Linked DNA regions of Mus musculus: all the other regions are linked to region 2. Evidence: chromatin loops called from intact Hi-C (ENCODE). Cell type or tissue: left cerebral cortex. All regions are shown on one strand. Links, peaks and the distances in the headings refer to the core of each region. The heading gives the core; the rest is flanking DNA.

Region 1 (8,340 bases), core at 1-8,000, 120 kb after region 2:
TAAGGCCCACTTTCACTTTCCAAAACAGCTAATGGGGGTTGGTCTGTTGTAGCTGACACTAAAAGCAGCCATTGCATAGCTTTTCAATACTTTCTTATGATTTGTTTTTTTGGTAGTTCAACAGAACAATTGTGACCCAGAACTGACATGTATTTTCCATAAACAGAGGCTAAAGGTTTTGCATGGTCCTTTTATTAATAATTGTGGGTTTTTTTTAACACATTTGATAAAGTATTAGTTAATCTGTCCCCCCAAAATGCCTTTTACACTTATTTATTTGTGGGAGGGGAGAGACATGTGTACCATGGCATGCACGTGGAGGTCAAAGGATAGCTTGTAGAAACTAGTTCTCCCCTTCCACCTTACATAGATTCTGGAGATTGGACTTAACAAATCGCTTGACAGCAAGAGCCGTTACCCAGTGTGCCATCTCGTCCTTAACTTTTATTTTAAAGGAATACTCTTCATTTAAACAATCACAAATTAACAATACTTTATCAGCATTTGAGAGGCAGAGGCAGGGATCTCTGAGTTCGAGGCCAGCCTGGTCTACAGAGGGAATTCCAGGACAACCGGGACTACACAGAAAAAAACCCCGTCTCAAAAAAAAACAAATCAAAACAAATAACTTCACAGTCTCAGACTAAGCCTTCAAGAATATTCTGTGTTCATTGAAGCACCAAGGGCAGGTTCCCACCTCTTTGGAGGGCTTGTTACCCACACTGATACAAAGTAGCAATAGCATTTGGCAACTGTCTTTATCTTCTCCTGAGTGTTAAGATTGCAAGGTCTATTCCAGAAAGAGAAATATCAATGTTTGGCTAAGTGCAAGAACCTTGAAAAGACACCCCTGACTCTTCGTCCTCTGTGCCAGCCTATCTTGGCTGCCTATCTTGGGGGAATTATACTGAGCCACTGGCTAAGATCCTGAGGGCTTAGCTCCTATTCTCAAGTAAGGAAACTGGACTACAGAGGGAGTGTGATTTCTCTTATATTTTTGGTTGTGAGCCTAGCCTTTAATGTCTGAGCCATCTCTCCAGCCTGAGTGTGATTTCTCAGTTGCTATAATAGCCAGAGGAGGAGTCTTCCAACTTCAGAGATTGGTCGCCTTCCTCCCAAAGCCCCAATCTCCTGCTATGTGGTGAATGGAGGAATCAGACAGCATCAGGAACCCAGAAGCCAAATCCTTCCCTCTACCAACCAACCAAACAACAAACCTGCCCAGGGCACCCGATGCTGGTTGCATGAGTTAGAGAGACAAAGGGGGAATTCAAAGACAACTGTGGAGATCTCTGTGAAATCCTAAATACAGGATTTCAGAAACACAATGGATACAGAAGCCAGTCTTCTGGCCCCTACACTAAGTGTCCTTGATCTTTAAGCTGAAGCACAGTGTTCAATTTGAAGCTAAGGGTTATCCCTCCAGGCCAGCATAAGCAAGTTCTAGTAGCCATGCTATCCCCTGCTCACTCAGAACGTGCACCCAAAGGCCACTGTCCCTTCACAAACATCATCTGGGTCCTGAGCTATGAAGTGGGCTCACCTGGGCCAGTGGTCACTGTCACCAAGCACCAAGCAGTTTTGCTACAGTGTTGAATGAAAAAATAAAAAAAAAAATAAAAACTGAAAAAGGGCATGACTGCTCCTAGGTGTGGTGGAGGGAAAAGTTCATTGTAGGTCAAAGGGAGAGCATAGCCAGAGGCAGAAACATCTGGGAGAGTCCAGAGTGACCAGGACCCTGAGCCACTGAGGAGAGGAAGGAGGGGACGGGGGATGGGAGGGAAGGGAATCAGGTGCAGGGGCCAAGATGTAAAAGAAAGGGGTGGATAACCAAAATGGCTGCACTCTACAGAGAAGAGCCTCTGGGATAGGGCAGCCCAGCCCCCGAGCTGGAGAGTTGGGGAAAGAGGGAACTAGAGGGTGGGGTATGCCAGCCATACCTGTAACAGGTAGGGACTGAAGGAGGCTGGGAGAACCTGGCAGCCAGGTCCGCTTTGATATATTAAATAGATCCTTCAGATAGTTCTCCCAGGGTTTGAGACTTCCCAAGAGTCTATCCCTTCCAATCTATAGCACTATAGAATCTATACCATTCTTTTTCTTCACATTCTTCCAGATTCTTCTTCTGGCTGCCCCACAGCAAGAGCATTATCACTCCCGTGTGTCATATGGGGAAACAGGGCTAGAGTATCCCACGGAGTAAGACCACTGGCAAAACTGCAACTGGAAACTAGAGTCCACTATCCTAGCTGCTAGCTTGTACCTTCTTCTCAGTCAGAGGGAAGCCATTTTCCAAGCTGGTACCCACCAAACGACATTTGTAGGGATAGTCTTAGATAGATCCCACAACTTAGAATCAGTGGGCAGAACAGAGCTTCTAGTCAGCAGTTCAAGTCTCAGCTCAGCTATGTGTTAGCTGAGTGGCTTTAGACAGTGACCACATCTCTGGGAGCCCACGTTCCCTCCTACAAGATGGTGTCATTGACAGCACTGACCAGGAATTGCTCTGGGTGGGTGGAATGGGATGGAGCAGGGCAGGGGACTGCCCTTTTCTACCTTCTCTTACTGGACCTATGTCTGTGAGGCAGATGAATCTCACATAGGATGTAGTCCGTGGCCTCAAGGAGAGGACCCAGGTTAAAACAAGAGGTGGATCAGAGGATCCAGCACATTGAGCCCCCAGGCAGGCTCCAGGGGGAAGGAGGCTGAAAACAGGCTGCCCTCCTGTGTGACCTGGCTAGCGCCTTCCCATCAGCAAGCGGGCCTGAGAGACAAGGATGCCCCCATTCACTGCCCCATGTTTTCACTACAATAACCCTGGGAGTAAAGAAGGTGCCTTAGCCCTTCCCAGATGGGGAAACAAAGGCAGGTGAGGCTCTGTCCAAAGTGCCAGAGCTTCCCCACAGCTCCCCACCCTCCTGGATCTGGCTCCCCAACTTCCCTCTTACCTCGAAAGGGGAAGGTGGCCAGTCTGTTCAGGTTCTCTTCCAGTTTCCCATAGTCTACCTCTGCGGTGGCGGTGAATGGGGTGGTCACGGGTGGGTAGATGCCGGCAATGTCTACCTTCTTGCCCTTCACATTCCTAGACAAGCCCCTGCTCAGACCCTGCCTCATGGAGGCCCAAATTTGGGGGCCCAGCATTTCTGCGGGAGGTCTGGAGCCTCAGCTGTCTGTGACCACAGGGGAACTGAGTTTGGACTCCTTCCTCCCCGCTCTGTTAATGATCTACATACACAGTTAAAATTTTGTGTTCCCACCACAACCTGTGGGCATGGCTTGGGAGCGTGCAGCTTTGCACTGGGTGTCCCAGGTCGGGGGCGGGTCTAGAGAGTCTCCAGGCCGGCTTTCTTCCCTGCTGGAAAGCCGCTGGAGAAACGCCACAATTACGGCCTAAAAGAGAGCTGGCCCTTGGGGTTTCAACACTAAAAACAGTCTCTGACAGGGACCTCTTTACCCAGCGCCAGGGCCTGGAGCCACCCACCCCACCCTTACCCCCGACCCCAACACGCACACCCTCCGTTTCCAGGCTGGCTGAACATGACGGAACTGATTGGTTGAGCTGGCCTGGCCCCGCCCTACTGTAGCCAACCACTTGCTCTTCCAGAAGCAGTTGTGAAAAATCACTCCTCCTGTCTACAAGTGGCTGCCAAGGGCCGTCACGTGTTAGCCCTCTGCTGGCCACACAGGGACACACAGCTCCATGGAACAGTCTTGAAGATAGGAGCAGAAGATGAGTATGCCACAGTGTGAAACATACCACAATCGCGGCCCCAGGGATTAGGAAAGAAAAGCAGGATGAGAGGGACAAAGCAAGGCCAGGCCAGCGTCGGGAGACCTACTAATTCAGGACCCAAGGGACTCCACATTTCCTGCGTTCCCAAGCTCACTCTAGCATCCAGTCTTTGCTCTTACGTGTTTGGAGCACGAACAGAGACAAACGCCACAAATAGCAAAGCCAGCACTTTATTGTGTTGCATCTAGGGGTGTTCCTGCTAGACTGGCTGCAGGCAGCTCATAGTAGGGGGTTGGGTGCCCAGCTCCGGGTAGGTATTTACTGGGCTGGTATAGGCTGAGGTGTCTCACGGCCACTCCCAGGCCTCTCCAGTCCGTTCTGCTCTGATTCTGGCTCGGGATGCTCCAGGGCATGCCGGGTGTCTGCTTGCCAGAGCTGGACCAGGTCCGTGGGGGTCTTTCCCGCCTGGAGAAAATAGAAGTAGACATACTCAGATTTGAGCAGTCCACCCGAAATTGTCTTCAGCTGTACCAGTGGTTCTCAGCTAGAGGCAAATGCCCAGGGGTAAAGCCATCTTGCATTTCACAACTAGAGGTTATGGTTGCTACTGCTATCTAGTGGGCAGAGACCTGAGATGCTGGGACAGTGCACAGGAAAGTCCCTTCATTATGAATCGTCCAGCCCCAGTGTCTGCAAGGCTAAGACCATCCACACCCTCTCCATGTGCTCTTGCTTCCCTCAATGTCCCTATGCTTTCCTGTGCCAGAAGAACTTTTCCATGCCCCTCTCCTGTGATTGTTCTGTGAACCAATAGATAGGCTTGGGCCAGAGGACATCTATTCATAGAAAGTCTGAGACCTACCACGAACCAACATGAGGTGCTAGAATGGCCACACCAACCAAGTAATTTGATTCCCTTTCCACTGGCCCTCCATGGATTGGGCCTGGGCACTGCGATCCCCTTCACCTATCTGGGAACCTTGGGGAAGTCCTCCCATTACCTCTCTTATTGTTTCTCTAAACTTATGCTTTGGGCCTTGACACATGAAGGGAGACCTGGGATTAGGATGGTGTAGCCAAGCGCCAATGACATGAGTACCTAGGCTGTGGCTGCCCCATGGCCTCTGCAGAACATCCACCATGCAAGGGCACCCCAAACCACCAAGCCCGAGGAACAGACTCACCAGGTTCTTAGCCATCATGTCCGCCCCATGCAAGAGCAGCAGTTTGATGATTTTGTAGCGGTTGAGTCTCACGGCATCATGTAGGGCACTGTCCCCTTCCTAGAATCAGTGTAGCACACAGGTAACCCTTGAGGTCAGTGGGTGGGTAGGGTGATAGGAGATGGGGCTAAAGACCTTGCTCAGAAGCAGACACCCTAGGGTCCTGTAAGGAAGGACTACTCGCCCTTGGCAGCCTGGTAGGCTGCTGTTACACCCATATTGGCTGAGCAGGGGAGCAAGCAAGGACTCACTCTGTCTTTGGCATTGATATCCAAGCCCAGGGAAAGAAAATGTTCCACAATCTCCACGTGTCCAGTACGGACGGCCACATGCAGGGGAGTGCTCAGTAGCTGTGCGGGAGGAAACAGGACTGTTGGCACATGGGCCTGGGCTGTGGTATCCTGGGGTGGAAGAGCTATCTCCAGCTTAATCCTACTCTCAAGTCCGAGTGCCAAAGCCTGAGCCTTGGACAGGAGAGAATGGTCCAACATACCACTATCCCTCCCAGTTGCCTGATCGTACAGCTCTAAGTGCCACCTCCTCTGGCGAGCCTACTACAGTTCCCTTCTTGCCTGGCAGTGAACTATTGTCCACTCCTCCACCTTTGTAAAAAGTCAGGGACTCTGGGCTGGAGAGATGGCTCGGCGGTTAAGAGCACTGACTTCTTCCAGAGGTCCTGAGTTCAATTCCCAGCAACCACATGGCGGCTCACAACCATCCGTAATGGAATCCAATACCCTCATCTTGTATATCTGAAGACAGCTACAATGTACTCATATACATAAAATAAATAAATAAAATCTTAAAAAAAAAAAAAAAAGTCAGGGCCTCACTACCTAGCCCAGGCAGCTGCAAACTCTCAATTCTCTTATCTCTGCCTCCCAGGTATCTAGGTTCTCCTTCAATCAATTAACATGCTTATTCATTGGAACAGTGGGACTGAGCCCATGATCTTGCACATACTAAACAAGTATGCTACCATGGAGTCACACACCACACCTGGCGCACTTTCTTTAGTAATTTTTTTTTTTTAATGAGACAAAGTCTCACAGTGTAGACCAGGCTGACCTTGATCTTAGTGGTCCTCCTGCCTCTGCCTCCCGAGTACTAGGATTAAAGATGTGAAACCATCACCCAGCTCCGGCATTTTTGAATAATTATATTCGATGCCATTAACTGAGAAATGACTGTGGTAGATGTGGCAAAAGCTTCTTGTGTTAAAAAGTAATTCCTTTACAAACATTCTCCTCCTAATCTATGTAAGAACTCCACACGTTTTACGGCTGACAAACGGTGCCTTGGAAGCCAAGGTATTTGTTCAAGGTTCCATGTAAAGAGATGGATGAATAAATGAATAAACTGATGGACAGGCGGGTGGATGATGAAGGATGGCGGATGCCAAGGATGTACAAACCCTGTATCTTCTCAGTGGACCACAGCTCCAAGAGAGTATTGTCTTTGTCTCCTCTCAGCGCTTGCTCCTGCCAAGCTCCCTGGAGGGCCGGAAGCCTCTCTGCAGCTGACTAGAAACCAGGCTGGTCCTTTACCTGCCCACCGGCCACCACTTGAGCTTGTTTGCCATTGGCTGTCCCCATCCTCCCATGCACCCCAATGTGTACTGAAGCACTGCTTCACCTTGTCTCTCACGTTGGTGTCGGCCCCCCGGCTTTGCAGGAGTCTCACCACCTCCAGGTGGCCCCCACGGCAGGCCCAGTGCATGGCTGTGCAGTCCAGCTGGAAGGGATAGATGGGATTTAACGGGAGAGCTGAAGGGAAAGAAGCTCTCTGGGGAAAGGATTGAAGCCAAGAAAGTGGAAGGACAAAAGATATGGGAATAGGACAGATAGACAGCCCAGGACCCAACTAGTCCACGTGAGAGTCCCAGAGACAATTTAGGGGGTGATGGGGCTCACTGGATGTCACAGAACACACAGAGGTAGGACCTGGCCCCCTGGTAGCCCACTGGCAGCCCACTAAAACAGATTTGACAGGAAGTAGAATTCTACAGACTAGATCTACTTCTTACCTCCCACCCAATACCTGCCCTCTCACCCGATCCTGGAAGTCCACGGTGGCCCCATTCTCCAGAAGTTTCTCCAGTATCTCCATGTGTCCCTCCAGGGAGGCCCGATGCAGTGCTGTCCGACGGAACTGTCCCCAAAGAGACTGTCAGGCCTGAGTTCCATGAAACCGAGGCCTAGGCCTTGCTAAAACTTGGTGCCTATGTGTGTTGTGCTTAGCCAGCTCTTATCCAGACTGGCCTTGGAGTCTTGCTCTGGGACTCCAGCTTCTTCACCGCTCCTGTGCAGCCAGCCACAGCTTTGGACAGCTGACGCCCGTGGCTGGCACCCCTGCTGGTCATGGCTATTCTACCTCACATGCTATGATGCTTGGTGGTGATTCACAGATGTGTGCCATGGTTTTACTGAAACCTCTTTCCAAGCTGCCTCCGGCTCATTCCTGAGTCTAAGGGAAACACTGACAGGCTGGAGTCTGCATCCCTAGGACAGGAAGTGCGGGGCTTGGATGCACAGGCAGGAAGGAACAGACTTCCCTCTCTGAAGGCCACTTTCTGCTTGGGATTCAGGGAACCCTTGTGCCACAATGAAAGTCTTTCTATGGGCTAATCATCTGGTTATGGGCAGTCTTCCATGACCCTCCTCTTGCTTTATCTTATATTTTTGTCTTGATATGCAGCAAATGGGAGGGGAAAAAAAACCATTAAGAGCCTGGAAGCAAAAGAACAGAAAAGACGTAGTTGATGTCTATCATAGTACAGAGCAGGCCCAAGGGTAGGTAGCCACTGTCAGGCTTGGTATCATGACAGGGATGAGAGCAAGGAAAAAAAAGTGCACCAGGCAACAGGAAAAAAAAAAAAAAAAAAAAAAAAAACAGATGGTGGCTATAGTCGTACAACACTGTAATCAGTGCCACTCTGAATCAACATGGTTAAAATGATGTATTTCATGTTATATATTTCCACAGTAGAATAATAAAAATAGGGACTGGGGTGTGAGTCAGTGGTAGAACACTTGCCTAGCACACACAGTGCCCTGGAGCTGCAAATGATACTAACAATATTAATAAATAATTGTAAGCCAGGCGTGGTGGTGTGCAGCTTTAATCCCAGAACACAGAGGCACAGGCAGGTGGATCTCTGTGAGTTCCAGGACAGCAAGGGCTACATAGTGAGACCCAGTCTTAAAATAAATAAAGATAATTGTAAAAAGAAGCATGAGTGAATATCACAAGGAAGAGAAAGTGTCCTATCTCCGCACACACTTTATAGTCCCTCCATCCATTCAACATGTACTGTGGCACTCATGGTCCACACTAGTACGATCTGGATCATGAGGAGGGAACAGCGTAGCCACAGGTCCAGGT
Region 2 (10,980 bases), core at 1,707-9,706:
AAATCAAGGCAGGAGTTGAAGAGATGGTTCATTAGTTAAGACGCAGGCTGAGTTCCTAGCACCCCCACAGAGGCTCACAACTATCTGTAACTCCAGTTCTGGGTGATCTGACAACCTCTCCTGGCCTCTAAGGACACCAAACAAACATACGGTGCATATAAATATATACAGACAACACAGCCGTACACATAAAATCTAAAACAAAGATAAATCACTTAAGGAAAAAACAAACATTTTAATGTAAACAAGACAGGCTAGGCATAGTGGCGCATGCCCTTAATCACAGCACTCCAGATAGTGGCAGACAGACCTCTATGAGTTCCAGGCCAGTCAGGAATATAATAAGACCATGGCTCAAAAAACAAAAACAAAAACATTTTTTAAAGCAAGTTGGTCCCAGTACTTGTAAGTCTGCAACAGAATGCTTGGAAGTCTGAGAGCAGCCTGCACTATGAGTTTCAGACTAGCCTGTGATATATACAATGAAACACTATCTCAACAACAAAAAGAAAGGAAAGGAAGCTGGAAGAAAATTACTGAGGATTAAAAAAATGAAGCAAAAATAGAAAAAAATTGAAAACCATAATCCCAAGTAACAGTGAAAATGGCATCTCGTTTTTTCAAAGGTATTTGTAGTTGAGTTTGTTTAAAATTATAACTTGATGGTAAGATAGCTTAGCCAGCTGGGCAGTGGTGGCGCACGCCTTTAATTCCAGCGCTTGGGAGGCAGAGGCAGGAGGATTTCTAAGTTTGAGGCCAGCCTGGTCTACAGAGTGAGTTCCAGGACAGCCAGGGTCACACAGAGAAACCCTGTCTCGAAAACAAAAACAACAACAACAACAAAATAGCTTAGCCAGTAAAGTGCTTGCTGCCAAGCCTGTGTCTGTCCCTAGAATCCACCCTGGAAGGAGAGCTAACTCCCAAAAGCTGCCCTCTGACCTGCACACAACGCCACATGCATACAAAAGAATAAAAATCAAGATTTTAATATTAATTACATTAATATTCAGAGAGAAAAGGGAAAAAAAATCCCTACATCTGCTCTAAGCTATACTAGGCCAGTGTCTTTCCAGCAGTCCCTAAGAGGAGCTTATCCAACTACAGTCCTGATGAAGACCAAGTGGTTCTCAGTTCCCACCTTCCCTGCATAGCGCTGGAACACAAGTAGACCTGAATACACCTAAAGGTCACACAAGTCTCCCCAGAACTAGTCATCGCTAGAGCAGAAAGGATAGCCCAACTACTGCCTAGCTGGCCAGAACTGCTAAAGACCAGGGAGACAGGAGAGCCCAGAGGAAGAACAAAGGAACCCTAAAGTCTGTACCTTAGCAAGTATCGAACACCGTCCCCTGCATCCTTCAGGGGTTCCAGGTAGATCTCCAGCCTCTTGTAGGACAGGACCAGGTTGAAGAGATCAAACGCTGCTGACTTGGTAGGGGCAGGTGGACACTCAGAGAGAACCTCAGGCATCCCGCTGGGGCTCGCCTCCGGCCCACTCAGGTCCCGATCCGAAGTCTGCATTCTGTAATCGTAAATCCCTACACTCACGATGCACTTCCAGACTACAACACATTTCCCCCTTGCATTACAGTTCGTGTGGTTCCTAAGGTTAACTGTGAGAGGTGAACGCGAATACCCATCTCACACTGCAAGAAATTTTATTCCTACTGAAGTAGGAAGTAGCAGGGTGAAGGGGATGTCTTCGCTATAAAGCCTATCACTCTTCATGAGCCCCTCCAACGCTCCTTTCCCTCACAGACCTTTCAAGAGCATATAAACCATTAATAACCAGGTTGTTGAAAGAAGGCAGTAGGTAATGCCAAGAGAAAAGATGTCCTGTGACATCTTTCTCCTATCTTTAGCTCCTCCTTCAGGTGTCAGGGTAAGGGGGACCATCTTGTCCTGGGAAGTCTTTATGAACGCGCCAGTGTACACTGGGAGACCCTTACCAGGGCTCCCAGAGGTTCATGAATTTCTCCTAACAACACTCTTATCACGCTCTTAACCCTGGCTCCCATTCATCACTTGGAAAGGGGTCGACTGGACCCCAAACTCTCGACAGGACGAGCTAGGGAGAAAGGGAACCCAAGCAAGCGCGAGACAGGCTTAGCAGGTCAGTGCCGACAGAGGCCCAGACCACCAGCCTGTCTGAGGCCGCGCAGGGCAGGACACGCCTAAGGTCGCTGTGCCTGCAGGTGGCGACCCACACGCGGTGGGAGGGCCGGAGGGCCAGGCTCCGTAAATAAATACAGTGAGGCTGGGGCGTCACGGTCGTCACCTACCCGGACGCTGTCCCAGGAAAGGAAGAGACAGGAACGGCCAGGGGGACAGAAGGGCCACCAAGCCCCGGAGCGGTCCCTCAGGCCAGGCCCGCCCCACCCCACGCCACGCCACGCCACCTCCCACCGACGCTCCGAAGTCGCAGGTCCACCCGGGAACCGTCTGCCCCTCCACCGCCGTCGCTTCCGGGACGCGACTCACTCTGCGGTGGCGCGCCCGTGACGTCACCGCGCCCGTCCCGCCTTGGGTCCGGCCTCCGGGCTTAGCTCCTCCCACCCAAGCGCAGGTGAGCAAGCGCGTTGATACTGCGCCTGCGCACTCTTCCCTCCTTGGCTAATTTCTGGTTAACTCTGTTCCTGCCACCCAAGAGATGACTCGTTTAATGCCCGGGAGTCCTAGGACCTGGGAGCCAGCCTAGCTCCGGAACATTACAGCAAGGACAGTTAGAGAGTCTAGCGTGGTGACACACTTGTAACCACAGCCTTTTGGTTTCTGAGGCTGGAGTATTGCAAGTTCAAGGCCAGTCTTGGCTATGGGAGCTTCTGGCTCAAAAAAAAAAAAAAAAAAAAAAAAAAAAGTGGGGCGTGTGGGGGCAGGGATGGAGAAGGATAAAAAAAAAGAAAGAAAATGTGGATAGAAGCTCTGAGAACCTAGGGAAGACAGAAAACACATCTTGTATGTCAGGTGCCTATGGGTAGTGCCATTTTAACGGTGAGAGAGCCCCTGGCTTGCTGCAGGAAGACACAGCAGCACAGAAACCAGCTGTCTGCTATAGTGCTTGCCGTGAGAACGCAGAGACAAACTGTACACGACACTGAAGTTTCTCTAGTAGTATCAGTAATTTCGAGGGTTACAACATTAGCAGAGACGGAACGGTGGTCCGTAGCTGCTGTGTTCAAGGTCCTGTGCAGGCCGTTCCTAGCTCTATCCTCTTCACATCTTGTGACCCAGCTGTTGTCCCTTAAAACACACCTCCCATGGGTTTCCATTTAACCAGCAGGCAGGCAGTACACTAAGCTTTTTGTGCACATTATCTTATCTGTTCCTCCTTCAATAACCCTATCGGGGTTATCACCATTTCACAGATGAGGAGTTGTAGTCATGGTAAGTAACTTCTTTAATGTCACAGCACATAAACTGCTCGGAGCTGGGATTTGAGCCAAATACATCACTGGATGCCAGCAACCCCAGCCATACCACCACCCACACGAGGCTGCATCCACTGGCTTCATCTGTCCTGCTGTTCTCTCTCAGGTGCCTCAGTCTCAGCCAGCTGAACCCTCTTTGTTACCTGCAAGGGCCCTGGACTCTTGCCAAGTCCTCAGATTGCTTGTCACACCTGCCTGCCCCGATTCTTGCTTCCATCCAAACCCAAGCAAGCCATCATAGCAGGAGTCAGCTGTGAGCAGCCTTCCCTAGCTGTTCAGCCGACAATAACCCCTCCTCTGAGCTACCCCAAAGCTTCACTGACATCTCGTCCAGCATCTCTTTTTCAGAGAGACAGGCACGCCTGCTCTCCTCAGCCAGGACTCAGCTGCACTGGGAATCTGGGCTCTCCTCACTTCCTTCAGGCTGGTCACTGTCCCACAGGCTCTGAAATCTTTACTCTCAGTAATACCCCTTCGCCTGGAGACAAGATGCACAAGAAATTTCTTTACCTCCACTTTTGTTTCCTCCTCTGACTTGCCCGCTCTTCTGCTCATTCCTCACCTATTCAGCCCTCGCCAACTGTAATCCCGTCTTCCTGGGTCACCTCTGCCTTTCTGGCTGCCACACCCAGCGAACATTTCCAGTCTTCCTTGCAGGAGCTCTCAGCAACACTGGACACTTCGCTGTTCTTCCTTTCCCCACCTGAGCGTCCAGGAGACCACCTCTCTTGGCCTCCTACCCTCAAGGTCTCCTTAGGGTTTTTCTTCCCTTGAATGTCATCTATCTGCCACCTTCCTTGCTTCTAACCCTCCCTGGGGATTGCATTCACGTTCACATTCACCATCAGCCGTTAGCTAATGTCATCAGAAGCTAGAGCACTGGCACTATGCGCCCTATAGACCAGACTGGCCTCTGCTTCCTGAGGGATGAGATTAAAGTCGTGCAGTGCCACCGCCCAGCTCCTCAGCACATTTTAAGTGCTCAAAATCTGTGGACTGGCAAGATGACTTGGTGGATAAAACACTTGCTGTACAAACCTGAAGGACTGAGTACAATCCCCCAGCCCCATGGTGAAGGAGAAGCAATTCCCCAGAACTGTCCTCTTGCCTCCTCTCATGCACACATGCACAGCTGCAAACACACACACACACACCACATACATAATAATGTTTTTTTTAACGTTAGTTGTGGGTGGGCACTGAGAAGTGGCTCATCAATTAACAGCACTTGCTGCTCTTGCAGAGGACCTGGGGCTGGTTAGAGTTAGTGATGTAGACCCAGAGTTAATGAAATACTCTACTCAGTTGCTAGAGTATTTGCATAGCCCTAGGTGTGATCTCCAGCATCAACTCCAGGTACATGGCTGTAATCTCAGCACTTGGGGATGGGGGTAAGAGTATCAGGAGATGAGGTCCATCCTCAGTTACATAGCTAGTTCAAGGCCAGGAGGAGGACGAGGAGACTCATCATCATTGTAGGAGGTCCAGAAGTCTAGAATGCCACACGTAGTACTAAAGCTGTCTGCTGGAATCTACCTCCTCCTTTGGATGACTATTCCCAGGGGCCCCCTTAGTCTCTCAAGCACGCAGCCTCTGCAGACCCCGCTTCTCCCTCTTCTGACCCAGCTCATCCCTGAACCTACAGGGTCCATAGCCGCTCCCACTCTTCCCTCTTCCCTCCTGCACACACACCATTACCCATTCCGATACTCACCTGAGACCATCTTCATGGACACAGGGACACTCCCCCCGGACACGCCCCTGGGACACGCCCCCCAGGCCCAGGCATATTCGGCTCCTCCAGAACCTGCTCCAGCTTTGACCACCTCCTACTCTTTTCACAGCTCAGCTCAGAGCTCACCTCACCTCTTCAGGGAGTCTTCCCTCATACACCCCAGTGGGATAGGTGTCCGTCTGGCTTGCTTCCCTGGGCTTGCCCAGTCCTGCACTTGGCACATGCAAAGTCGCTTGCCTGTTTGCTTAATGGATCCTCTGCCTAGACTGAGGCTACCGGGAAAACTGGCTGGAGTAACTTCAATGCACCTAGCCTCTAGCACAACTATTCCCCAAGTGATTCATGCCTGTCAGTATCTCCCCAAGGTCTGGGCACTCACGCCCGCATCTTCCAAGTTTGCATGTTCTCGTTTCTTCCACTCTAAGGCCCAGTATAATATCTCTTCCCTTAAAATGGTGCATTGGGTCTGGTAGAAATAAGAAGTCTCATTCGCTGGGCAGTGGTGGCACACACCTTTAATCCCAGCACTTGGGAGGCAGAGGCAGGCAGATTTCTGAGTTCGAGGCCAGCCTGGTCTACAGAGTGAGTTCCAGGACAGCCAGGCCTACACAGAGAAACCCTGTCTCGGTTTAAAAAAAAAAAGTCTCCAGGAGCTCTTAGTTCCATAGGAGGCACTAATTCGACTCAGACAGAATACAACGCACTGGTTCCTCCAGTAAAAGTCTGAGCATAGGGGAGAGTTAGAGTTACCTGCCTCTGTTCCAGTCAGGTGTGGGAGAGCAGACCTGTGATCCCAGCACCATGGGTCATCCTGGGCTAAATAGCAATATCCTGCCTCAAAGAAAATAAGGCCTCCTTCCTTAGAGAAAAAAATTGCTTATTTCGATGACCTAACCACCTGGCATTCTACCATCAGTAACTCTCCCCAAAGGCAAATTTCATTTTCTTGGCAACTTTCCCACCTGTGTCTGACCTGAGGCTGGCTGTGACTGGTGGCAATGTTAATTATATTTATTTTCCCCTTCAGCTACTCTCGGATTGGGGAATATGATTCCCAAACTCCTAGGGGTTTTTTTGGGACAAATATCAGCGAATAAAAGAAGGCTCTAAAGACCAGAACAATGAGCAAAGCCTTGCCCTATTCATAAGATACTTTGGGGTTATCTTAGTTATTTTCAGTACTGGTAAAAAATGGGACCCAGGGTGTGGCATATACTAGGCAAGTGCTATAGCATTTAGATATACCTCCAGGCCTAGCTCTGACATTTTATAATTGAATTCTACATATTTGTCTCCTCCTGAAAATCATGAATCAGCAGGCTTTGCAAATAAAAACAAGAGGCTAAGAAAGAACAGAAAATGACCAGAGAGGACTCTTAACACATTAACTTGACATTTCAGAGGATAGTCTTGCATCGCTACGGGAGTGTGTTTATGGGCCACATAACTGAGTCATAAAATTCACGATGGCCTTTGGAGGAATTCTAAGCTGACATTCTGAGCGCAAGCTGGGAAGGTTGAATGGTTAAGCATGATTTCTGCCACGAGGGGGCGCACTCGCCTACCCTTCCCGAGAACTGTGAGTTTCGGAATCATCTCTGCACTTCAAATTCCGGTTCCTGGCCAGATCTTCCGTGCTAGGCTCTATTGTTTTCTCACTTCTTCAGAATATTCCTTATCTTTCTCATGTCTCTCAATACTTGTTCAAATTATTGTCTCTCAAATTGTTCAAACTTAACACCTCGGGCTGGCAGAGCTCTTGCCTGCCATACACAAAGCTCTGGCCGGATTCAATCCCCAGAACCATGGTAACTGGCCTGGGCAAGAGGGCACCTCCAAAACAAAAACAAAATTCCTTAAGGAGCAGTTAACATGCACTGCCTCACACTATTCTAGGGCTCTAGGGTTTGGAGGTGTTTGAATGGACAGTGTGTAGGTTTGGATGACACCTCAGCTAGTTCTTAGCTTCACCTGCATCTGAGGCTGGATGGAGCTTTGTCCCTGTAAGCGTTGGCGCTGAGTGGCTGCTAACTTGGTGCTGGCATGAGCATACAGTCACACTGGAAGAAGGTTTTGGTACCTTCTCAGCTGGGGCTCTCCAGAGGGATTCTTGAGTGTCTTACCGGCACTATGACTAACATTCCCGAGCAAGAAATCCAACATGGAACAAGGCAAGAAACCAATTCCCCATATAGCACTCAGTCACTTTTACAATACTGTATTGATTTTATGTGGCGGGGATGGGGTGGCAAGATGCTTGCTGCACGAACCTGGCAGCCTGAGTTTGACCCCCAAAGCCCATATAAAGGTGACTAAAGATAATTAACTGCAAAGTCACCCTCTGCACCGCTTCCCCACACATGCACACACACACACACACACACACACACGCCTCATACATAAGAACGAATACAACAATTCAGCAATTAATAACTTTTTTTTTTTAAGTGTGGAAGGAAGATTATACAAAAGTAACATTAGCAGCTGAGAAGAGCAGAGACCCTGTGGAGGGCGTGCCCCTGACCACCTCCCACTCACCACCCACATCCTGTTAAATGCCTTTGGTGGCATCTCTCATTTAACCCCTCGCCTCCTTTTCTATGCTTGGACAGAACTCTGTCCTACCTCTGGTAGACGGCCATCACCCTGCATTTCTCCCGTGGTGCCCTGAGCTTCTGAGAGCAGACATTCAACATCTGGGCATCTCCAGTTTAAACCAAGTATAGAGACCTGACACACTAGATGGTCAGTGTCTACCTGAGCTTGGTGGTGCAAACCTGCACCCTTAGTACTAGCAAGTCAGAGGGAGGATTGTGAGTTGTTGGGCCAGCCTGAGCTACATAGTCAGACTGTTTATTAAAATGCATAAATAATAAGTGAAGGGAAACGAGTTGTTTAGTGAGAATTTCCATCCTGTGAGATGGGAAGAGCTCTGCAGATGGGGCAGTGGTGATGGCTGCCCAACAAATGGTGTGAACAGACTTCATGCTGCCCCAACAGACAGTGTGACATTATGCTTCCCAACAGTGTGAACAGACTTCATGCTGCCCAATGAATAGTGTGAACAGACTTTATGCTGCAAAGAGGGAAATCGGAGTTACTGACAAGATACACAGTGTTTCTTTTGAGGCTGAAATTATTCTGGAATGAGCTGGTAGCAATGGCTTATATTAGCTCTGTAAAATTCATCTTGAAGTGAAAACTGTTATGTGGAATTCTACGTTGTATGAATTGTGCTTCCCCTTCTCTTAATGAATGGAAAAAGGAAAGAATGTTTGGCACATGTCTTCGGGTTCTCTTTAGCATTTGCATTTTCGTCTTTTGTATGTAAATGCACTCTTTGACTGTATAATTCTTTTTGATCAACAGCTTTGCTCCTGTTGCCCTTGAACGGTGCTCCATAAATACATCTTTATGTTCTTGTACCTGGGAAAGAAGAGCTCATGAGTAATGAGCTTTCCAGCTGGGAGACAGTGAGTTGTTGGACAAACAGCAAGGCAACGAACGTCGGCAGCTACATCCTTACTCAGCAGCTCTTGGCAGCCATGAAAACAACCATTCATCAAACACTGGCGCAAAAAACTCTCACAGTGGAAAGCAGCAAAAACCTCCCTAATAAACCTCATGGCTCCCACGAAAGAGGCAATTAACTATCATCCACAAAACCTGTCAGGGATCACTCCCTCACGTATAACACACTCCCTCACACAGAACCACCGGATTGATGGGCAGAGGCTGCTCGTCTGGGGACGATGGCTCTGAGCCCCTTTGCACATGCATATGACTTCCAAGGAAGTGAGTGGGGTTGCTGAACATTGCTTGCAGACCAAGATGCTCAAAAGTCAGAAACTTACATCCGGCTACCTCCCTCCTGGACCAGCCAGCTCACTGCAGAGGGAAAGTACCTCGTAGAGACCATCCCCCACTTCTGGAGACAACCCACAGCGGACCGTTGTGAGAGGAGAACCTCAGTCAACATTCTAGCATGGAATGAGGTCACAAGCTCTACCCCTAACTGACAGGGGGGAGGGGCTATGGGGTTTGTTTAAAATACACATCTATTTAATGTGTATTTTATTTTGAGTGTTTATGTGTATTTTATTTTATTTGTGTGTATGGATGTGTTTGCTATGTGTATGTATGTGCAACACGTGTGTGCCTGGTGCCCACAGAAGTCTGAAGAAAGTATCAGATCTTCTGGGACCAGAGTTACAGAGGGTTGTGAGCCACTCTGTGGTTGCTGGGAATTGAACCTGGGTCCTCTTACAAGAGCAACAAGTCCTGTAAACTGCTTGGCCACCTTTTTAGCCCAGAGAGTTTGGTTTTTTTGAAGGTGCAGCTCCTGGTGGACTGACTGTGCTCCATTGGATAGCCCTACACCTAGAAATGTGTGGAGCAAAAATTGGAGTTTTTAAATGAACAATCTAAGAAGACAAGAAGTTGGGGTGGATCTGGGAGGAGTTGGGAAGTCATGTGGTCAAAATACATTGTGTGAAGTTCCTAAAGAACTTATAAAAATGTTTGTTTTTTTAAAAGGAGGTACTAGAGAGATGGTTCTCCATCTTAAGATTGGATTAAGATTAAGAGCACTGGCTGCTCTTGCAGAGGACACAGGTTCAATTCCTAACCCTCTTGGCAGCTCACAACCATCTGTAACTCCAGTTCCACTGGATCTGACACCCACTTCTGACCTCCACAGGGACCAAGAACAAACATGGTGCATGGACATAGATGTACGCAGACCGGTCATATACATGAAATAAAAATAAATAAAATATTAAAAAATTAAACTGAAAGTATGTATGAATATTAATCAATTTTATTTTCTTAGGTTCCTAAAATGTTTTTGTTATAATATCTGGGCAACAACATCCATTAATCCAAGGATTCACAGAATATCTTTCATGAGAATATGGGGGTAAATACCTCAGAATTTTTTTAAAAAACAAGTTCTTGCTGGGTGGTGGTGGCGCACGCCTTTGATCCCAGCACTTGGGAGGCAGAGGCAGGCGGATTTCTGAGTTTGAGGTCAGCCTCGTCTACAGAGTAAGTTCCAGGACAGCCAGGGCTACACAGAGAAACTCTGTCTTGAAAAACCAAAAACAAAAAACAAAAAACAAAAAACAAAAAACAAAAAAACAAAACAAAACAAAAAACAAGTTCTTTTTCTTTTTAAGATTTATCTATTTTTATTTATATGAGTACACTGTAGCTGTCTTCAGACATACCAGAAGAGGACATCAGATCCCATTACAGATAGTTGTGAGCCATATGATTGCTGGGACTTGAACTCAGGACCTCTGGAAGAGCAGTCAGTACCCTTAACCACTGAGCCATCGCTCCAGCCCCAACAAGTTCTTGCTGTATCCAGCCCAGGCTGGTCTCTGGCTCTCAAGCTCTTGATCTGCTGCTTTAACCTTCCTGGCTCCAAGGCTAAGTTACAGGTGTGTGCCTGTATGCCTGCCTTAATAGCCTTCATCTTTCTTGGGGGGGAAATCACACTCTGGGCCCAGAATAGTAGATGCTTCCCTAGTGTGCACAAAGCCCTGAGTTCAATCTCTAGTTCAGGTGTGGTGGCGCACACCTTTAATCCTGGCACTTGGGAGGCAGAGGCTGGCAGATCTCTGATTTTGAGACTAGCCTGTTCTACATTGTGAGACCCAGTTTCAAACAAACAAACAAACAAACAAACAAACAAAAAAGTGGTCCTGCTAATCCCAGTATGATCTTTGTTTCCTGCTTGCAGCCTCCACAACTGTGCTGTGGCATGTGCACACACACATACATACACATACAAACACACATGCACACACACAC
Region 3 (10,980 bases), core at 19-8,018, 130 kb after region 2:
ACGCTTACCTTAACCTTTTGTAAAGCAGGACTCTGAACCCCGAGGCGCTTCTCTTCCTCTAGCACTAGCATGTCCATGGACAGCTTCCCAGGAGCGGATCTTCGAAGTTTCTAGAAAGCCATCGAAACCTACTTAAGACTAAGGATACGATTTTTTTTCCTTTTTCTTTTTCTTTTTCTTTTCTTTTCTTTTTTCTTTCTTTTCTTTTCTTTTCTTTTTTTTGTCCAGGCGTAGTAGTACACACCTACCATCTGAGCGCTTAAGACTAAAAAATGAGGATTACTGCTCTGAAGGGCCAGTCTGGTCCACATAGTGAGTTCTGGGCCAGCTGGAGTTACACATTAGCCTGTCTTAAAATCCAAAACAAAACCCACCACAACAAATTCTAGCATAATCTAAGCCCTTTTATAAAATATCATACTTCTTTATATATACTTACTGTGATGGTTTGTATATGCTTGGCCAAGGGAGTGGCACTATTAGGAGGTATGGTCTTGTTGGAGTAGTTGTGTCACTGTGGGTGTGGGCTTTAAGATCCTAGTTCCAGCTACCTGGAAGCCAGTATTCTGCTGGCAACCTTCAGATGAAGATGTAGAACTCTCAGTTCCTCCTGCATCATGTCTGCCTGGATGCTGCCATGTTCCCACCTTGATGATAATAGACTGAACCTCTGAACCTGTAAGCCAGCCTCAATTTAATGTTGCCTTATAAGAGTTGCCTTGGTCATGGTATCTGTACACAGCAGTAAAACCCTAAGACCCCTATACACAGTCCCGTATATTTTTAACCTCAATATTATATATAGTGACTAAAACAATGTGAGTGTTTTTATTGTTTAAGGGATAAAGACGGAAAAATCCTGTTCATGTTCATTACAAATAAAAAATTTAAATATTTCCATAGGGTTAGATGGCTCAGGAATTAAAAGCATTGGCTACTCTCCCAGAGGAACAAGGTTTGATTCCTAACACCTACATGACAGCTAACAACTATCTGTAATTCCCGTTCCAGGGGATACAACCCTTTCTTTTGGCCTCTGTAGGTACCAGAAATGCATGTAATGCAAGACATACATGCAGGCAAAAATATTCACACACATAAATTTAACACAAAGCCAAAATGTAAGAAAGTTTCCGTCTGTGGTTGGTTGAGTCCGTAGAGGTAGAACCTAAGGATACAGGGGTCTAATTAGGAAAAAAAAATCGTTTTGATGAGATAATTGTGACCAGAGATGGCAATTTTGGTCTTGGTGTCCCCCAAGCCCCAGGTATTGAACTTAGGTCTTGCAAGGGCTCTACCACTGAGCTACAGTCCCCAGCCCCATCGTCTTTCTCCCCCTAACAACAGCCCTTTCGGCGATATAAAAGCTTGGTAGTTCTATGCTAGATACGGCATTTTTCTCAGAAACGTTCGGCTCTGAATATCCAGAGCTTGGGTAGAGCGGCAGCTTCTGGCTTTCACGGTCACGTGGTCTTGGTATGACGAGCCTCCTCTCTGCATCTGAAGCTCTGGTTTCCCAGACTGCTTCAGTCTTAGTGATGTTCTGGCACTTCTTCCCCAGCGTCTCCTAAGCAGCGTGGGTAGACATATGTGCCCAGGTTGAGGATAACCAGGCAGGAGGGCAGCTGGGGAGAACTTGCCCCTCATGTGGCCCAGGCACCTTGCCCATTCCCACAGAGCCCTGGTTCTAGCCTCTCCCAGGGAAGGTTCTAGGTTTTATTTCCGATGTTTCCCGTTTACTTTGATTTTTCGTAGCGCTGAGCTAGAACTCAGGGCTTCACAGGACAGTCTAACGCTCTATCAAACTCTCTCCCAGTGTTTATTTTGGTGGTCCCTTGACTGCCTTTCTTGCCAGACTTCTGACTACACAACCTGGCAGGTTTGTAGGATTGTATGATTTGGAGTCTCCAGGGCTGTTCTCAGGCATCTTCCTTTAGGAAAAAAGAGATGACCTTGGGCTACAACTAGCTTGTGGGAGTCTGGCTGGATTATGAGGGAGCATCAGGGGGATGGAATTTGGGCTTAATCACCTGCTGTTTCCAGCATTTATTGTGACAGGGCCTGGCATGGAGTAGTTGCTCACTTAACACTTGTTAATCAAACAGACGATGAACAAGTGAATGAGTAATGGCCACACAGACGCAGCATCTCTGCCCATCCGGTAGTTCTTAGTTAATGGAGACTTTACCTGGTGAGCAGCAAATCTATTGCCTTCTATTCCTTCCAATACAGGAGGAATTTACACTCTAGTGCTGCCCTTTTCTTACTCTGACTCCTCTCAGATTTGTTGGTGGGCTGGCAGAGTTTGCATTCATTGAATGTTTATGAAATCGAATGCAGGTCCGGAGTAAGAAGGAAACTCCCACCTGACTCCACAGAACAGACTTCAGCTTAGAGAGGATGCTTGTAAAGACGCTGGCAGGGAGAGGAGCTGGGTGAGAAGGCTGGCACTGTGGGTACCTGTGGCCCTGCAGCCCTGTGGCTATATTTGTTAGATGAATGGATGGGGGAGGACCGTGTCCCCTCACAGAAGCTTCCAGTGTCTTGTGGCCACACTCCAGAGATGACAAGCAGATGACGTTCCTGTCCAGCAGCAGCAGCCATGGGCACACGCTCTCGGGGGAGGGAGGAGCGAGATTCCTGGGATGCTCGGCTGCTGTCCACACTCCCCTTGATAAATCTGAGCTCATCACTTCTCTTAAATGATGGGGGCCTCTGAGTTCCGATAGGCTCCCCCTTCCCCCTCTAATAACATCAGCAACATCAGAACCGGCTCTATAACAGGTCAGACAGTGGCACAGCACTCTTAACAGTCAGTGGTCCTCACTGCTCACGGAGCCTGCACCTCTTACCTGGTCTTCTCTGGTTTGTCCTTGGCCCTCTTTCTAGCCCCAGCTCTTGGTGTCTGTCACACATTTTCATGACCACTTTTATCTATCTGCTGTTTAGCCTCAAGTACCTCTCCCCACATCCCGACCACACTTCTTAATCCCAAAGGTCCAGCTCACACTCCATCCTGACCAGAGTAGTCCCAGAGGACCAGAAGGGCTCACCCACCCATTCATCACTACTCTCCATTTTCCATACGCCCGTTTCTGCCCTCTGCCTTCTTCTTAGTTGATGATACAAATAAAAGGTTACAATTAGTGCCCACCTTCGCCCTACGCACTGGACTCTAGGCTCCTGGTCCTCTACCCCCACCCCAGGGGGGGGTAATCTCACCATGTAGCCCAGGCTGGCTCCACCTCTGAGATTATAGGATTGTACCACCACACCTGGCTCAACTGTTTTTGAATAAGATGTAGAGCAGGACCAGTCAGTAGTCCAGCCCCACTTAACTTAGCCAAGAGAAAACGTACCCGTGTGTGCATTAGGCCTCTGCCAACAGTCCTGGCTAAGTCCCAGCTGCCCTTCCCCATCTCCTTTCCTGACTCCTGTCAGTTTGCTCTCCCGCAGCAACCAGCCCTGGCATCCAGGGGACATTCTGTGTGTGTGTGTGTGTGTGTGTGTGTGTGTCAGGACCTTACCTTTCTGGTTTTCCCAGAGAATACTCATCTGTCTTCTCTGTCCAGTCCAGTCTATCTCTTGAAGCCCAGGTGAGTGGGCAGGGTCTCGGGAAGGCCTGCCCCCTCCAAGTGCCTGTTTGCGGGGCTGAAGCCCCATCTCCCACCACCCACAACCATGTTAGGAACATCCCGCTTGGGCCCTGGGAAGTAGCATGTTGTCTGGACCCAGGTAGCAGCCGACTTTCCCTTCTCATGACAGCACAGATGGACCAACCGTTAACCCTGAGGCCCCCCTCCCTCCCTCCCCGACACCCTTCACCTCAGCTCCCACCTCAGTCTCTTCCTCCTGGGCAAGCCGCTGCTCGATGAGCTCTGTGGCTCTCTGCACCGCCTCGGGCCCCTCCATGGTACCCTCCATGACTGTTTCTGCAAGCCACAGGGCATGGGGTCTTTATAGGCCCAAGCACCCACCCCGCCCACTGGGCGCCTTTGTCATTAGCTCACAGGCTCGTTTCTCCATCTGTCATGAGCTTACTAGCTCAACTCTCCACCTGCCTCCCCCACCTGTCACCTTCACCTCGGACAGCCCCAGGGAGCATGGGAAGCCACTGTCCAGGCCAGGGAACTTGCCCCTCCCCTAACCTCTGGCCTACCAGAGCCAGAAGGCACACCGCCCCGAAGGACAGCTGCGGGAAAGAGGCCTGTCCAGTGTGTCCTCAGTGCTGGGAACTGGCTAAGTCTTAGCCAGGGTGAACGGGCTGCAAAGGACCTACATGCTGCCATTGGTCTGGCTGGAGTGCCACCTGCTGGATGCCCAGAAATGCTGTCTAGCTTGTGCCAGGCAGGGGAGCCTGAAAAACCAAGTATGAGCCCCAGCAGACCTGTGGGCATCCGAGACCTTCTCCAAGCAAGAGCTGGAACGGCTGCTGCCCTCTGGTGGCTGCTATGGGTCCCATGGGCCCTAGGGAAACACGGCTATGCTGCATGGCGTGTCCATTAGCCATGAACAGAACCTGTCCATCTGTTTGTTTCATCTTCCTGGAGTCCTCAGCAGAACCTAGTGTTGTTTTAAGAGCTCAGGAAGTCAGAGTTCAGAGCTAAGGCCATCTCACGAGTACTAGGCGATGCCAGACTGCCGTGGGCGGAGCTGGTCACACTCCCCGAGAACAGAGAATACACAGAGGAAAGGCAGACCTGCACTTGAGCTCCTCGCCTGGGACTCCCAGCCTGGAGCCCGAGGTCATTATGAGCTAGGTTTAATCTGCCAGTGGACTACAAATGTTCCATACTTCTACAACTGCAAGTGGCACCCGAGATTCCCCTCTGGTGATGTACACAGTCCTGCAGAAGAAACAGGAGGAGACAGCCCTGTCTGTCTCTGGCTCGCACATTTCTGGAAGCTTGTCATCCCACGCTCTGACACAGCATCCCATGTGGGCCCTGTGGGGTGGTTGCCACATGGCTATGCTGCCCTCTGTGGGTGCTCCTTCACTTTTCCTATCTGGACCGCCCCCCAACACACACACACACACACACACACACACACACACAGACACATAATTGTCCCAGCAACTGCTGCAGGAGGCAGGGTGGGAGGCACCATCTCTCCATTAAAGGAAAGCAAACTGTGTTCAGAGGTGAAGTGGCCTTTTTCAGGACCCACAGAACACAGCGAGGTTGGATGAGACTAGGGCCCCCAGGAGGAGCATCAGTTGGATGCTCTGCTGTGCCCATCTGCAGCCAAGCCAGCAGAAGCTCTGGGCTCCGGCTGGCTGGCGTGCTGTGAAACAGGAAGTCATGTGCTAGGCAAGAGAGGAGCAAAGGCTTTATTGATAAAATGCAGATGTGTCTGTACACAGGGCCCCGCTGGGCTATGACCAGGCTTCGGACCCCACCCTGCCTGGGTTACAGTTGGGGACAGCCCTGTGCAAACCCCTGCCATGAAGCCTGGCTATCCAGCCACCCGCCTCATCTCTGCAGATTGTGCTGGGTGCAGGGAGAGGCAGAGAGGCCCACCTGAAGCTCCTTAAGCCCTGGGGCCCACCGGGCTCCCTCCCCATCCAGGGGACTGGCACTGTGCCCAGGGCAGAGTCATGGTGAGGGATAAAGGGGAGACAGCAATTGCTTCCAACCCTGAGCAGAAAACTGGAGTGAGCACAGCGTGGCACCAGATGACAGGTCGCCAGGACGGCCCCCATGGCTCCAACCTGTGGTGGAGAGTGCCATGTGCCTTTTCTCCAAGGTTGGCAAGGCCTGTGTGTGGCAGGCAGCACTGCTCCCTGGGTGCTGAGCACTGGTGGATCCAGTGCCCCAGAGGGCAAGTCCCTTCGCAGCTCACTAAGAGCCATACAGCAGGGCGGTGGGAGGCGCCCCTGAAGAAGACAGCAGCACTGGAAGGCGGCAGGACTGGGCCCCACAGCCTGCAGGGCCCCCCATGGCCTCTTTTCCTAGGAGTTGGTGCCGTCAGTCCGTCAGTCCGTCAGTCCTGGGGTGGTGGGGGCTGGTTGATGATGACCTGGATGACGAAGTCTTTTTGAATCTTTGTTTCCTGGAGCCTTGTGCGGTCTGTAAGCAGCTTCCCAGAGAAGAACCATCTCTGCCAGGATGGCTCAATGCCCTCCTGGCTGTGCAGCTGCCTCTTGAGTTGCCCCACCGTGTCAGGCAGGCTGGCATTGAGCCTCACGTCCTTGCCTGTGGAGAGGCGCACTTTCAGTGGGAATTCACGGCGCACACTAGGGGTGGGCTCGGGAGGCTCCAGGCTCTCCTCCTCCGTGTGCTCCAGCAGCAAGTTCACAGGTGGGGACAGGCAATAGATGGGCAGTTGATAGCGGTTACCCAGCTCGTCATAGCATTCACAAAGAGTTCCTGTGGGAAAGGCAGGGTGATCAGTGTAGTCTGGGGGGCCTGATGTCACACACTGAATGCTGTGTCCCCCAAACTCCCATGTTAAGGCATATTTGGAAGGAATAAGATTACACGGGTAAATGACAGGACCAGCTTCCTTTCAAGGAAAAGCCCCAGAGAACCCGAGCAGTCCTCTCTTCCTGCATGCCTACCAAATAAAAACAGAGAACCCACCCAGTCCTCTCTTCTGCACGCCTACCACGTAAAAACAGCAAAAAAACCAAGAAGCATCATCAGGACTAAACAGCTGGGCCTTTGACCTTGGACTTTCCAGTCTCTCAAATTGTGAGAAACAAACTTCTACTGTTTAAGGAGCCTGCCTGTGGTCCTCTGCTACAACAGTGTAAGCAGGTTAATTCACTCACCACAGCTACCTCACTGTCCCTAGCCCTTCCCCATAGTCAGTAGACTGGGGCTAACCTCCTGGTCATCAGGTTCTGGCTCCTCAGCCACAGGATGCTACCTCTTATGTGTTTATTCAACATTGTGGTGGCTGAATGCACATGCAAGTGTTGGGTTGGGTCCCTGTCTCCTTACTGGTATGATATAATGCAGGTGGAAACACATTTATTTAGTCTTCAGTATCCTTGTAAGTGCTGGTACTAGACTAGGTGGTACTATGCACATCACGATTAATCCTTTGTGATTGCAAGAGACTCAGGCTCTAACCTGAGACTTGCCCTGCTCTGGGACATATGGCTAGGAAAAGTCACAAGCTGAGAAAGGAACACAGTCAAGACCCAGGTCTGAAGCCAGGCATGGTGGCGCACGCCTTTGATCCCAGCACTCCGGAGGCAGAGGCAGGTGGATTTCTGAGTTCGAGGGCAGCCTGGTCTACAGAGTGAGTTCCAGGACAGCCAGGGCTATACAGAGAAGCCCTATCTTGAAAAACAAAACAAAAACAAACAAAAAAAGACCCAGGTCTGTGACTGAAGGTCACTGTCACTTTCCCTTCACAGCTAATGAGGGTGCTAGGAACAGAAATGCGGCAATGCAGCAGAAGGTTCCAGATCAGTGCTTCAAATGCTCTCAGGCCCTGAGTGCCTTTTAAACTTGTAGGTTTTATTGGTGTCTTCCTGTCTTCTCACTAGGCAAAGGGGGATTCTGTCCATCCCTCCCTCCTTCCTTTCCTCCTTCTGACAGTCTCATGTAATCTAGGCTGGTCTTGAACTTGAACTTCAGCTCCCCCTGTGTCTACCTCTCATGACCACAGGCATGTGCCACTACGCTTGGTTCTGTGCCTTGTGCTTCTTTGTTCATGCCATAAAGAGTCATTTAAACGAAGAAGACAGTCACACATATAGGCATACTCCTTCATCTCCACCAGCTAAAACAGAAACTTCTCACATGAGAAACTTGCTTTCCACCTCTGCGCTAATGAAACCTCCAGCCCCAGTCCAGGTAAGGACAGAGCCCAGGCCCTGCCTGCTTACCATGAGGCAGGGTGATGCTGGCTCCATCCAGGATGGCCTGAGCCAGCTCATGGTCATTAGCTTCAGCAGCATAGGCAGCAGCCTTGAGGGCATCCCAGATCTCCTTGCGGCCCTCAAAGGCAGGTGCTGTGTCCCAGAACTCATCTCGTTTGCTCCGCAGCTGCCCATCAGTCATGGGATAGTCACTCTTCCACTTGAGCCGCTCCTTCTTCAAGGGCTCATTGCGACCTAGGTAAGACAGGTGCACAGGTTCAGCATCTTGGAAGCCACTTAAGCTGTAACTGACCCCCTCTCTGGCCCTGGCCTATCAGGGACTTCACTCTACCAGTCCCTATGTATTTAGGGCACTGGGACACTTTCTGAATAGCAGGAAAGAGTATGGAAACCCACATTAGGAATATGAAATAAAGATTTCAGGCAAGTATGTTCTTGTCCCTTGTATTTACTTATTTTTATTTTATATGTGTGCACCATGTGCAAGGCTGGTGTCAAAGGAAACCAGTAGAGGAGGGTGTTAAACGTCTTGGAAGTGGAGTTATGAACGGCTGTGAGCTGCCACATGGGAGCTGAAACTAAACGAGGGTCCTCTATAAGAGAAGCAGGTGCTCTTAACCACCGAACCATCGTCTCTCCAGCCCCTGAGCCAAGTATGTTCTGTACAGATGAACCTCAACTTACAATGTACTACTAAATCCATTATAAACTGAAAATATTCTGAGACAAAATTCAGTGTCTATAATCTACAGACCACTGTAGCTTAGCAACTCAGTCCAAGCTGAGTGTCAGCTGTCCATGAATGGCTGAGACAGCTGCTAGCCAGCACGGGGAGGGTGTCACACTGTACGCTGCTAGCAGAGGAAAAGATCAAACTTAAAAGCTGAGGTGTGGTTTCTACTGGTTGTCTGTCACTTCTGCACCTTCTGAAATCAAAAGATCTTGGGCCGATGAGACAGCTTGGTGAGTAAGGCACTACCTACATTTGTTCCCAGGACCCCACATAGTGGAAGGAGAGAACCAGCCCCTATACGCTGCCCTCTGACTTCCGTGTGGGTATGGGTATGTGTTTCTAAACTTTCTGTGATTTGTATGGGCGTCTTAGCTGCATGTGCACACCATGTGTATGCCTCGTGCCCTCAGAGGTCAGAAGGAGGTATCTGAGCCTCTGGGACTGGACTTACAAATAGTTGTGAGCCATACAAGATTGCTAGGAACTGAACCAGGGTCCTTTGTAAGAACAGCAAGCACTCTTAACCACTGAGTCATCTCTCTAACCTTGACAATGTGATTTTTTAAGGAAAAAAAATTAAGAAAGTGAAAGAAAGGAAATGAAAGAAGGAAAAAAGGAAAAGAAAGAAGGAAGGAAAGAAAAAAGACAGATAGACAATGAAAAGATCCAAAGTTAGGGACTGTTTGCACAACCTTTGCTGTTGTTAAAGGTTTATTATTTTATTTTATGGAATATCTCATGGCTGACCTAGAATTTACGATCTTCCTGCCTCAGCTTTCTAAGGTTTGAGAATATAACCATGTCCCACTGCCTCCAGCTTGTTATTGGACATTTTTATCTTGCTCTTGGATTATAAAGAAGTATATGTTCAGCATAAAAGAAATCTGGAAACAGTACAGATACCTTAAGAATAACAGAATAAGACCAGCTGGGTTAACTAGGAAGGCCCAGCAGTGCCCAGCAATGCTCAGTGGCCAGGACGCCCTTTATGGACAAGCATCCTTGAGGCTGCAGTTAGGGTCTTCCCACGGTGCCAGCAACTATGGTGCCAGCGAACTTTCCCAGTAGTCAGACTTGTGCACTAATGACAGATCTGTATCCTCAGAGTACTCCACTTCATTACAGAACGTTCGAACTGTGGCTATGGTCCATCTTTAAGCTTTTCAAGAGGATCATGGGAATAATTACCTTATAGGAAGATCCACCCCCCATGCTTTGAGAGGAAAAGGGGGTCATCGTATGCCCATGAATATGCTTCCTACCTTATAAATAGCCAAAGCCACACCATAAACAAGGAGAAACCTAGTAACGCAAACCATTTACAGCCAAGTATGCCAGAACACAGGAAAGTCCTCAGACTCAATGCCCCACCTCACCTGCCTGCCTTCTTTCTTTCCTTCCTTTAAAAAAAAAAAAAAAAAAAAAAAGAGCCGGGCGTGGTGGCGCACGCCTTTAATCCCAGCACTCGGGAGGCAGAGGCAGGTGGATCTCTGAGTTTGAGGCCAGCCTGGTCTACAAAGTGAGTTCCAGGACAGCCAGGGCTATATAGAGAAACCCTGTCTCGAAAAACCAAAAAAAAAAAAAGGCAAGGCTTTCTGCATACTAGAAATGCACCCTGGCGCGTGGCTACACCTCAGAACAACCCAACAGATGGGAAAACCAGGAGTCTGTCTATCGTCAAAAGCCAAACAGACGCTAAGCCCATGACTTTCTGATTCCAAGTCCAGCCTCTGACCACTGTACTATGCTGCCACTGGGAAAAAATTACTTAGAATTCAAAAGGAATATGGTGGACACTTTTACTTCCAGCACTTGGGAGGCAGAGGCAGGCGGATTTCTGAGTTCAAGGCCAGCCTGGTCTACAGAGTGAGTTCCAGGACAGCAAGAACTACACAGAGAAACCCTGTCATAAAAAAAAAAAAGGAAAAAAGAAAGAAATAAAGAGAGAGATAGGCAGGCAGGCAGACAGGTGCAATATTCTCCTGTACTCTGCACTTGGATCATGATATTAAATTCATTTCTTTACAATCCTTTTCCCCGAAAGGAGTTAAGATATTTTCATGCCAATATACGATTTCAATCATCCTTTTACTTCATATTTATATTAATGTCAACTTTTCACGTGACTAAAACATTTTGAGGCTGGAGAGCTGGCTCTGCAGTTAAGAAACACTGGCTGTCTCACTAGCTCTGGTTTGCTCCCCAGCTCCCATATACTGGAACACATCTGGCTATAACTCCAGATCCAGGGAACCTGAAGTCCTACTCTGGCCTCCTCAGGTACCAGGCATGCATGTGGAACACAGACTTATATGCAGGCAAAACACTCATACAAATAAAATTACTAACATCTTATTACTCTACCATGTCAATATAATGAACTTTTTCTTTTTTTCCAGTGTCTGTATAT

The links. Peaks named below come from ENCODE experiments on the same cell type or tissue, not always from the same donor. Only the 100,000 strongest peaks of a DNase experiment are listed, where the experiment ranks them.
Region 1: it touches region 2 in a loop (2.9-fold over the local background); 23 of 42 quality-filtered maps call a loop at or near these places.
Region 3: it touches region 2 in a loop (7-fold over the local background); 23 of 42 quality-filtered maps call a loop at or near these places.

What each region holds. Positions count from the first base shown.
Region 1 is chr19:42,040,719-42,049,058 of GRCm38, reverse strand. It overlaps Ankrd2 (ankyrin repeat domain 2 (stretch responsive muscle)), which reads right to left. Exons shown (of 9, transcript NM_020033.2): 5 at 7,009-7,107; 6 at 6,592-6,690; 7 at 5,208-5,306; 8 at 4,918-5,016; 9 at 3,949-4,198. The coding sequence ends at 4,052. It overlaps Hoga1 (4-hydroxy-2-oxoglutarate aldolase 1), which reads right to left and starts at 3,189. Exons shown (of 7, transcript NM_026152.2): 1 at 2,949-3,189. The coding sequence starts at 3,141. In left cerebral cortex, for the core only: a CTCF peak has its summit at 3,667 (motif pointing left); a DNase peak (open chromatin) is centred at 3,642; H3K4me3 peaks cover 580 bases.
Region 2 is chr19:42,162,088-42,173,067 of GRCm38, reverse strand. It overlaps Zfyve27 (zinc finger, FYVE domain containing 27), which reads right to left and starts at 2,501. Exons shown (of 13, transcript NM_177319.3): 1 at 2,283-2,501; 2 at 1,325-1,522. The coding sequence starts at 1,521. In left cerebral cortex, for the core only: a CTCF peak has its summit at 6,694 (motif pointing right); DNase peaks (open chromatin) are centred at 2,543, 3,502, 6,711 and 8,654; H3K4me3 peaks cover 1,528 bases; H3K27ac peaks cover 1,598 bases.
Region 3 is chr19:42,028,980-42,039,959 of GRCm38, reverse strand. Ubtd1 (ubiquitin domain containing 1) reads right to left here. Exons shown (of 3, transcript NM_145500.3): 2 at 7,844-8,071; 3 at 5,319-6,371. The coding sequence ends at 5,986. Ankrd2 (ankyrin repeat domain 2 (stretch responsive muscle)) reads right to left here and starts at 3,933. Exons shown (of 9, transcript NM_020033.2): 1 at 3,838-3,933; 2 at 9-110. The coding sequence starts at 3,924. In left cerebral cortex, for the core only: a CTCF peak has its summit at 4,441 (motif pointing left); DNase peaks (open chromatin) are centred at 1,506, 4,398, 4,852 and 5,266; H3K27ac peaks cover 416 bases.